Linked DNA regions of Homo sapiens: regions 1, 2 and 3 are each linked to region 4. The links are chromatin loops, found by intact Hi-C in ENCODE. Cell type or tissue: endothelial cell of umbilical vein. All regions are shown on one strand. Region 1 has its middle 97 kb from the start of LINC03056. Region 2 has its middle 47 kb from the start of LINC03056. Region 3 overlaps RXYLT1 (ribitol xylosyltransferase 1). Region 4 holds the start of AVPR1A (arginine vasopressin receptor 1A).

Region 1 (2,500 bases), 120 kb after region 4:
GTTAATGTCCTAAAAATCTTGTGTTTTTGTGCATGTGTATGTGTGTTCTTCAGGAATGTTTTAATGTACTTCTCATAAAATTGTATTCATTTATTGTTAAATGTGTTCCTAAGTGTTTTATCATCTTGTTGCCATTGTAGGTGGTATATTCTTTTTTTGGATTTTTCAGTTATTTATCGCTTGGGTTTCTGAAGGACATTACTTTATGCATATTAATTTTACACCACAATTTGTTATTGAAGACTCATCACTTGTAGTACTTTTTTGTTGAATCTCAAGATTGTCAGTTTTGTAATCCAAATATCTAGAAATAGTAATAACTTTATCATTTCAAATTTCGTGACTAATTAATTCTATTGTCTAAATAGCATTGAATAATACTCCCTGTATAAAATATTAATATGTTAAGAAATTGTCCGTTTTATTAAGTGTTCTCATCAAGAATGAATATTGGACTTTGTTTAAAGGCATTTTTTAATCTATAAAAAGAATGCATATTTTTTCTTCTTGTATATCATATTTCTGCTTGTGATAAATATATTTCTTAATATTGAACTACATTTATATATTTCTGAAATAAGTCACATTAAAAAAATGATGTACTATCATTTTTTAAAAGGTAATGTTGAATTCTATTTGGTAATATTTTATTTAAGATTTTGTCTTACATTTATAAATAAATTGCAATTTAATGTTTTAAAGTCCAGCCAAGTTTTAGAGTAATTTGACCCAGACCACACTTGGTTTCCTGCCCCTTCTGCTGAGTCTTATATCTTGGTTTACCAATCACTGAACCTAGCTCTTCTTTTTTTTTTGGTCAAAACATGAACTTGAATAAAGTAACTGCAAGAAAGTAGAGAGTCAGAAAAACATGATTCTTAAAAAATGACAAAGATAAAATCTTCCATTGAGACTTATCAACATTTTCACTCTGTAGAGGTATTATACTTTGTAGCATTTAAAATATTTGTAACATTTCCAAGTTTTCAATTAAAAAATAAGGTAGGAAAAAAATGAGAAAATTAAAAATAAATAAATAAAATTAATTCACTGTTTAATTGAAAAAAAAATCATGAACGACTGGCCTAGACTTTGCCTCTTGACCATCTGAATTCTAGCTCTTACACATGTGTTTGGGGACCTTCATGCCTCTCCTTGCAGGGACTTCCTGGGTTTTGCCCCATTTGAATCATCATGTGACTGGTTTCTGTTTCAGGTTCCTGATCCCATTCAGACTAAATTCCAAACAATTTCCATTTGTTTCCTTCCCACTTTCTATGTTTAACTTACTCCTAGGACCATCTGATAAATCCTCAAGGACCAAATATTAATTACTTCTGCCGATAAACTCTAAACAACTGGTTCTTTACTGCCCCCTTGAGGGCCTTGGCCTCCACACATGCTGTGGCCTATTCTAGAGGTGCTTAGTCCTTGCCACCTGGCTTATTCTCTCCAGAACAAGGACTAAGGTACAAAGAATACAGTATGCTGAGAGCAGCGGAGAAGACAAAGATGACACCATTCCTGTCTTCAAAGGACGTAAAAACTAGATGAACAGAGGAGAAGTGAGGCTTGTGTGTGTTTAGGGTACAGGGGTTAGAAGGAGGGTGTTGTAAATCAGGCACAAGCATTAGTCAAAAATTAGCTATGAGTCTCAGGAGGCAAAGGGGTGGTTCAAATGACTCCTATAATAGTTGAGAAAGGGAAAACAGATGTCACTATGACAATGAGGGAAGACTTCATGGAGGACATGCTTCAGAGCTGCTCTGCAAAAGGTAACATCACATACATGGACCATGAGGAGGGAATCCCCTATGGGAAAACATGGCATGAGTGAAAGGATCAGCAGAAATAGGTGAAGATAGGAAGGGGATATTTTGGCTAGAATGAAGGATTTACATGGGGCAGCAGAATGAGAGAAAAGGCTAGAAAGATAGTTTTAATCCAGATTGTGGAGGAAATTACATTTATCTCATCACTAATAGAAGGCTTTCCCTGAAAGCAGATTCTGTTAGTAGGCAAATAGAAAAGAGAATTACAGAGGGGAGTGCAAGAGAGAATCAGATATAGAGGGAATACAGGTCTCAGAATACAAATACTGAGTGGTAGGAAGATGAATAAAAGAGAGAAAAAATGTCAGCCCTACGGCTTTTTCTATAGTCTCATCATTCACATCCTACAGAGCACACAGGTTACATGCTACATGAAATAAGGCATTGTGATCAATACCTTTGGAGATATGTCCTGTGAAGTACAACAAGGACTCAAACCACACAAAGCCTCCAGAAGAACTGCTTTATGACTCTCTCTGTGTGTGTGTGTGTGTGTGTGTGTGTGTGTGTGTGTGTGTGTTAAACTAGCAGTCCACAGGTGGGAGTTTTGTTATAAACAGTACAGATGTTGACTGTAGTTATCGCTTGAGCCTGTCATCAGTATATCACAGACATATCCCTGCCACCCAGAGATAGGTGACTCTTGCCAGTGTTTGGCCATTGTGCAT
Region 2 (2,500 bases), 270 kb after region 4:
CTCCGCCCAGACTCATTCTGATTTCCTGCTCTGCCATAACCATTTTTCCCGCCAAACAACTTACCCAGTCACTCTCTTTAAATTAGCCAGTCGGAATTAGTTTAGCCTCTGCGGTCTAACCCTAGCCAATAGAGGAACAACACAGCAGCAGGGGCCATGTGTGTCAGGGATAAGAACCCCTTCCCCTCCCTTGTCCAAGTGTGCGCTCACCATTGCTCCATCTGTAAGGGCGCACCCTTCTATAGAAGCACATTGCCTTGCTGAGAATTAAAAAGAAAATTTTATATTTGAGTGCATTTCTTTTGTGGCACTGAAACTTTATTTATTACATTGGGCAGATTTAAGTCAGTGCCTTCTTCATAGGTAAGAATGTCTAGTGATTTAGAGCCATCTTTCTCTTGCTAGTGCAAAGAGGAAACTCCCTTACAAATGGAGATTTCCCTTATAGATGTAAATTTCTCTTACAAATGGTAACTTCTGCTCTGTTTTTAAGCTTCTCCTGTGTCTATAGTTTCTCCAAAGAATTAACTCAAAATAATTCTTAAGCCAAAGAAGCATATTTTGGGGTGGCATATTCTGGTCTCCAACACTAAGACCCACTTTCTGATAATAATAAGAGATAATTTCTTATTAAACATACTTTAGGTCAATGTTTAGAGGTCTTTTGAGAGCCATGGAAAGGATACACATATTAAAGTTTCTGAGAAGGCTTAACTTTAAGTAACCTATTTTACTTTATTTTTTAAAAGCTGCTTTTGAGTATGATTAGTCTTCTTGACATCAATTCCTTAAGATAAAGGAGCTTCCCAAATGGTGTAGTTTCCCCAATAATCAGGAGTGGCTCAGATATCAATCAAGATCAAGACATTTTTTAAAAAACATTTTCATTCACGTAGGGGGTTCTAGAAATCTGCGGGCTGGGCTGATCAAGAAAAAACATGTGACCACGAGGTGGCAGTAGCACACACATCTTTACTGAGCAGCACTTCACTTTGACGGATTTACATGGTGAGGAAGTCCCTCACAGCAGGAGTCTATCTGGAGGCTACAGCTTGATAACTACTCACAAAGGGAGGAGAGCAAGGGAACTCTAGAGGAAGAGGGAAATTAAATAGGTGGTTATGTGTCTAGGCAATGTCAGCAGCACAACAGGGACTCTCCAAATACAGAGTTCCAAAGGGACTGTAGCTTACGGTCTTTATGGCTCCAGGCTTATCTTACAATTTGCTAGCAGACATTGGGCACAGTTTCACAGAATATTCGAAACAGGCAGGCTCTAAATGGCTAAAAATGTGCTATTTGGTGTTTGTTTCAAACAGTTGGATGTGTAAATATTAGAATTTGCTCTGCTGCTCAGCCTGCACTAAAGAAATATTAAATAGCCAAGTGATCAATATACAGAAGCTATCTGTCTTAGTCTATTTGTGCTGCTATAACAAAATACTACAGACTGGGTGATTTATAATGAACAGAAATGTATTTGCCTCATTATTCTGGAGGCTGGGAAGTTCACGATTGAGGGTCCACATATAGTGAGAGCCTCGTTGCTGTGTCATAACATGGTGAGAGAGAGAGAGAGAAAGAAGGAAGCCAAACTCATCCTTTTATTAGGAACACACCCCCTTGATAACCAACCAAATAACAGCATTAATCCACTCATGAGGGCAAAGCCTTCATAACCTAATCACCTCTTAAAGGTGCCACCTCTAAAAACTGTTGCACTAGGGATTAAGTTTCCAGCACATGAAATTGGAGGACACATTCAAACTATAGCATTATCTTTGGCTCATTTACATCACAAGTCATATCACACTAATAGCCATTAGAAGTAGTTCTAATCTATTTGTCCTAAACTTATTTCTCCTTCATTTTAAGGTGTCCTGCAAATATACTAGTTCAGATATAACAAGATTTGATGAATCAATCATTAAAAATGGAATGAACAGAGGCTCTGAAGTCAGATCTGGGGTGTGAGTCTAGGAAATTGCTTACCATTTCTTAGTCCCAATGTCTTCCTCTGTGAAATGACAATAATAGTGTCTTGGCTTATGAAGCTGTTGTGAATATTAAATTTGATTATATAAGCAACTAGCTTAGCATTAGTGCTTAATATATTTTCATTTCCTTTTTCTGTTATCATTATTTTGGCTTTATTTATATTTCCTAGTCTTTCTTGGTTCCTCTCAACTCTCTTCACTAAAGACCCTAATATTTGAAGTCAGTCTTCATTGAACAACCCCTTCAGGCACACTGTCTTGAATCAAAGAGATAATTGTAATTGTCACTTTTCTTGACCCTATCCAACAATATCATAAGTTTCTTGAATTGCAGAAATCAAGGTTGCCCAAGGAGTTTCTAGTAGTAGCCACTAAACCTAACCTCAACTCCTTGTACTTGCCATTATTTCATTATTTGAAAGGAGATTTGCACATGTTTATGTGTACTTTCCAGTAAAGGTTCTGATCAGGGTTACAGTTTTGTTGCCCTTCTTAGCTATAGC
Region 3 (2,500 bases), 650 kb after region 4:
CCAACATGGCAAAAACCCTGTCTCTACTAAAAATACAAAAATTAGTTGGGCATGGTGGCACGCACCTGCAGTCCCAGCTACTCAGGAGCTGAGGCACAAGAATTGCTTGAACCCAGGAGGCAGAGGCTGCTGTGAGCTGAGATCATGCCACAGCACTCCAGCCTGAGCAACAGACTGAGACTCTGTCTCAAAAAAAAAAAAAATGGTAATACAACACATTCCCATTTACTCACCATTCAAAACTAACAAATTTCAGCTCTCTGTCATATTTGCTTCAGATATTTAATTTTCCTGTTAAAAAAATTAAATACTTTCAATAAGGGTAAAGCTCCCTTTGTACTGTTTTCTAGTCCCTTTCATCTTCCTTCCTCCTCAGATACAATTGCTATCATAAATTTGATGTGGATCCTCCCATTCAAATTTTTATATTTATACTGATCCTAAATATATATGTGTAAATAATTTTTATGACTGTACTTTCAAGTTTATGTATATTTTGTGAGTGTCCTAATCCTTGCTTTTTTTAACATTATATTTTTGAGATATAACATTCATGGAATGTTTATAATGCCATTCTTCGTTTCTTAATTTGTCAGCACTTTCTCATCCATTGAGTCAGATGAAGAGTGTAATAGCAGCTCACACCATAAAAGGGTTGAGAACTACTGACTTTAAATGCCTTTCTGGTTTGAACTAAACCATTATTTTACAGAGTTCCATGCTATTCAATTATATTTCTTTGCTTAAGAGTTTAAATTCTAGCCAGCATTTATTTTCAGTGTGGTTAAAACAACAACAGAAAAAAAGGTCAGGCATGGTGGTTCATGCCTGTAATCCCAGTACTTTGGGAGACTGAGGTAGGTGGATTGCTTCAGCCAAGGAGTTCAAGACCAGCATGGGCAACATGGTGAAACCCCATCTCTACAAAAAAATACGAAAAATTACCTGTGTGTAGTGGTGCACACCCGTAGTCCCAGCTACTCGGGAGGCTGAGGTGGGAGGATCACCTGAGCCAGGGAAGTTGAGGCTGCAGTGAGCCAAGATTGCACCACTGCACTCCAGCCTGGGCCACAAGAGTTGAGACCCTGCCTCAAAAAAAAAACAAAAAAACACAAAACTATCACATTTTGTATTATCATATGCAAATTGATCTGCCTACAGCCAAAGCTTACCATTAATCTACAGCTATGCCCCATCATTCAAACTTGTTCAAAAGATTGTATTATAGAAATTTTACTTCTAGATAGAATGTGGATTAAATCTCATTGTAGATTTTGTATAAAATGATGAATTTCTGATACCACATACCTTTGTTCAGGCTTTGTTTGTCTCTTGTTTTTGTTGTGTTGTTTTTAACAGCTTCATCACTGGTCCAGCTGTAATACCAGGGTACTTCTCCGTTGATGTGAATAATGTGGTACTCATTTTAAATGGAAGAGAAAAAGCAAAGATCTTTTATGCCACCCAGTGGTTACTTTATGCACAAAATTTAGTGCAAATTCAAAAACTCCAGCATCTTGCTGTTGTTTTGCTCGGAAATGAACATTGTGATAATGAGTGGATAAACCCATTCCTCAAAAGAAATGGAGGCTTCGTGGAGCTGCTTTTCATAATATATGACAGCCCCTGGATTAATGACGTGGATGTTTTTCAGTGGCCTTTAGGAGTAGCAACGTAAGTACAAAATATGATTAAACATTTTTAGGCCCTAACACCTGAATTTCTGAACCAGGAAGACTTATTCAAAATTGTAATAAATTTAGTTCTTCTGGGATTATTGAGGCCAGGTACAGTCTTTCTCAGAGATAAAAACAGGGTGTGGTCGCATCCTTCAATAACAATTATGATGTTTTTAAGAGTATTTTATTCTTTAATGAGGAGATGAGTTACTTTTTTTCTTTTAAAACCCCAAGGCATAGAATGGATTTTTCAAGCTTATTAGGAGTGCCATAAAAATATATTTAGCAGAGAAATGGCAGATAGATTTTTTTAAAAACAATGATAGTATCTATATATAGTAAAAAAAGGCAATATTATTATATCAGGAATATACCGTACCATTGTGTTTGAGACTGGCTGAATTTATACAAATCTCTTCTATAAAAGGAGGGATTAATTAAATGATAGCTAAGGTTTCTCAAGATACAGTCTTTTAGGCCAGGCGCAGTGGCTTACTGCCTGTAATCCCAGCACTTTGGGAGGCCAACTAGGCAGATTGCTCGAGTCCAGGAGTTCAAGAGCATCCTGGGCAACATGGCAAAACCCTATCTCTAAAAAAAAAAAAAATCAAAAATTATCCGGGCATGGTGACATGGACTCCTGTATGGCGCCTCTAGTCCTAGCTACTCATGAGGTTGAGGTGGGAGGATCACTTAAGCCCAGGAGATTGAGCTGAGATTGTACCACTGCACTCTAGCCTGGGCAACAGAGTGAGATGAGACTGTCTCACCAAAAAAAAAAAAAAAAAAAAAAAAAAAAAAGATATAGTCTTTCTCCAGCT
Region 4 (2,500 bases):
CAGCCCTCGCGGGCCGCTCCCTCCCCGTCTCGGAGGACTTGGGCTCCTCGTCCGAAGCGCAGGGTCTTTGGCGCGCTCGCAGCTTGCCGGGCTCTGCGATCCCTCCAGTGGGCGTCTCCCGGAGCAGCGTCCCGCCTGCCCACTGAGCAGCTCTCAGCAGGGTGAGCTGGCCCCTCTCCCTGCTCTGCCTTTTTTCAACTTCGGCGAGGTCGGGAAGGTGAGCTCCGAGCTTCCGGAAGCACTGGGTTCCCAACTCAAGTATTTATGCGGTGCTTGTTTCCTTGGGACGCGCTCCCTCCCGCCCTATTGCCGGAAGACTGCTGGTTGCCTACTCCCCGCTCCCTGGAGTTTTATTTTTTCCTCTCCCTACGTCGGTGTTTGTCCTCTGCATCACTGTGGAGGGGGTGGAGCTGGGAGACTCGCAGATTCCTCCTCACAGTAGGTGGGATCGTGGCGCTTTCCCGCTTTTCCCTTCCAAAAACTTGGACAACTGGACGAGTCATGCCTTTTCTGGGCTCGTAGCCGTTTCCACAAGCTTCCCTCACTAGCCTTCCTCGCTAGCCTCCTTAACCATGCATTTGACTTCAACAGGCACGCTAAGCGCGGTACCTGGAAACCTCCAGTCCACGCACCGGCGTCCACGCATCTAGCTCCTGCACCTGAACCTGGCTCTCGACCTCACCTCCTCCAGTCCGGGTTTCTTCCTTCTCACCGAGCTCACCCGTGCAGCAGTCTGGCAAATTTTATTCCCCAGGCAAATTTTCCCGGGGCAAACATTTCTCCCCGCTCGTGACTTAAAGAGCTATCTCTTCCTAGTAACGTCTTTGATGCATGCTATTTATTACCCTATGTTTGCGACGGGAAGAACGCACTCATCACTTTGCAGCCCCAGTGGCTGCTGTGCCTGTATTCACAGCGGGGTTTGGGGGGAGTGTCTCCTGGTTTTCTCTATGGAGACTAGGGACTTAAGGAGTTTTCTCTAGATTCCTGGGGTTTTCTGCGGGAAAAGCCTGATTCCCACAGCGGGGATGGCGGAAATTTGGCCGCAGTGGTCCGTGGGGACCGTCTGGTTACTACTGAGTCGTGGGGACATCTTTTTGGGTGGACAAAGAGCAGCTGCCGGACAGCGGCCATCCAGGCAGTGCTGTCCAGGGCAAGGGACAGAAAACCCGCCCGGCTCCTGTGCTCAGGAGTAAGAAAGAGGCAATCTCAAAGAGAGGAAAGAGGCCCTGGGAAGGAGGGGAAACAACCACCTACCTAGTAATCCGTTACTCTGAACAGCTGGAGCCCCTCTGCAGGGCGGGAGGGAGGCAGAAATGCGATCTCCCTCAGCTCTGTTTTAACGTTGGTGAAGATATGCCTCGACGGACAGCAAGGGGGAGCTGTTTTCAGGCAATTTTACAAGGAAGAAAGGAAGCCGTTTCTGCAGTTATCTGCTGTGTAGATGCAGGAGCATGACTTTGTTGGTCAGAACGTTTCAGTATTGTGGCCGTGGTATAAATTTAATTGCCTCAGAAAAATATCACCCTCTGTGAAACGTAGGCAAAAAATGCAAAAGATTTTATTCATTGCAGTTCTCAGTAATAATTCCACTTTACTATCCAGTCCGTTCATGCAGAGTTACCAAGGTTGTCACGTTGAGATGCTGGACTTGAAATCTGGAGTCCTGCTTCCTGTGGCTAGATAATCCTGGGTCTGTGCGTCTTATAAATGGAAATGAAAGGACCTGCCTTTCCTGTTGTTGAGGTCATCGGGAAGATCAAGTAAGACAATGTTCTGTATGGGGGAAATGCTCTAAAAACTGAAAGCTGTGTTGTGTTGGTTCATTTTCTCCAAGATATCCAGGAGGCAGAAGATTGAAATGGTTCAGGGATGGAAGGTAATAGGTAAAAGGTTTCCAGACCACCTGTCTGGAAAAAATCCTTCAAGCAATTAGGTAATAGTCACTGACTCAGAGAATTCACTTTCTTTTAAGTCACAAATTACACTATTAGTGCTCCTGATGAGAAAGAATGTTGACTGAACCTAGTGTCTGGGTATTGCAAAAGTGGTTTGTTGGCCACAGCCTAGTAATTTTGTGGCTCTTGGCCCTACACACTTGAGCTTTTAGGTTTTTTTCAGGAGAGGAAATCTGCAATACAGGCTCACCAATATCTCTGTGGAGGTTCTTATTCCAGGAGATAGGGTGGTGGCCTCTCAGGAAATCATCTGTGTCAGACAATCTGATCCAATTATAAAACTATATCCAATTATCCAAATTATAAAAATAACCTCTCAAGTTATGTTGGTGGATACAGTTGGAAGATATTATTGTTCAGTGACAACAGTACCAATTATCCATATATATCAAATGTATATATGCTTGATACATAGATGTATGTTTATATGTATGCATCTGGCCATTCTATGTATCATGTGTCAATCAATCATCTATCTATCTGTCTATCTATCTATCTATCTATCTATCTATCTATCTATCATCCATCTATCTGTCTCTCGC

The links. Hi-C counts contacts between places; a loop is a spot of excess contacts. Peaks named below come from ENCODE experiments on the same cell type or tissue, not always from the same donor. Only the 100,000 strongest peaks of a DNase experiment are listed, where the experiment ranks them.
Region 1: a loop joins it to region 4, with 6 times the contacts of the local background. A loop is called at or near these places in 11 of 110 quality-filtered maps.
Region 2: a loop joins it to region 4, with 3 times the contacts of the local background. A loop is called at or near these places in 2 of 110 quality-filtered maps.
Region 3: it touches region 4 in a loop (12-fold over the local background); 2 of 110 quality-filtered maps call a loop at or near these places.

What each region holds. Positions count from the first base shown.
Region 1 is chr12:63,275,556-63,278,055 of GRCh38, forward strand. No RefSeq gene overlaps it. Among named protein-coding and RNA genes, the nearest start is that of LINC03056, 97 kb to the right of the region's middle. In endothelial cell of umbilical vein, a CTCF peak has its summit at 1,380 (motif pointing left); a DNase peak (open chromatin) is centred at 1,376.
Region 2 is chr12:63,419,361-63,421,860 of GRCh38, forward strand. No RefSeq gene overlaps it. Among named protein-coding and RNA genes, the nearest start is that of LINC03056, 47 kb to the left of the region's middle. RefSeq lists an enhancer at 1-343 and silencers at 868-917, 978-1,037. In endothelial cell of umbilical vein, a CTCF peak has its summit at 967 (motif pointing right); a DNase peak (open chromatin) is centred at 961; H3K27me3 peaks cover 274 bases.
Region 3 is chr12:63,800,732-63,803,231 of GRCh38, forward strand. RXYLT1 (ribitol xylosyltransferase 1) reads left to right here. Exons shown (of 6, transcript NM_014254.3): 4 at 1,360-1,674. Among named protein-coding and RNA genes, the nearest start is that of RXYLT1-AS1, 20 kb to the right of the region's middle. In endothelial cell of umbilical vein, a CTCF peak has its summit at 1,468 (motif pointing left); no DNase peak of the experiment used is centred here.
Region 4 is chr12:63,150,876-63,153,375 of GRCh38, forward strand. It overlaps AVPR1A (arginine vasopressin receptor 1A), which reads right to left and starts at 326. Exons shown (of 2, transcript NM_000706.5): 1 at 1-326. In endothelial cell of umbilical vein, a CTCF peak has its summit at 1,363; a DNase peak (open chromatin) is centred at 1,356; H3K27me3 peaks cover 1,556 bases.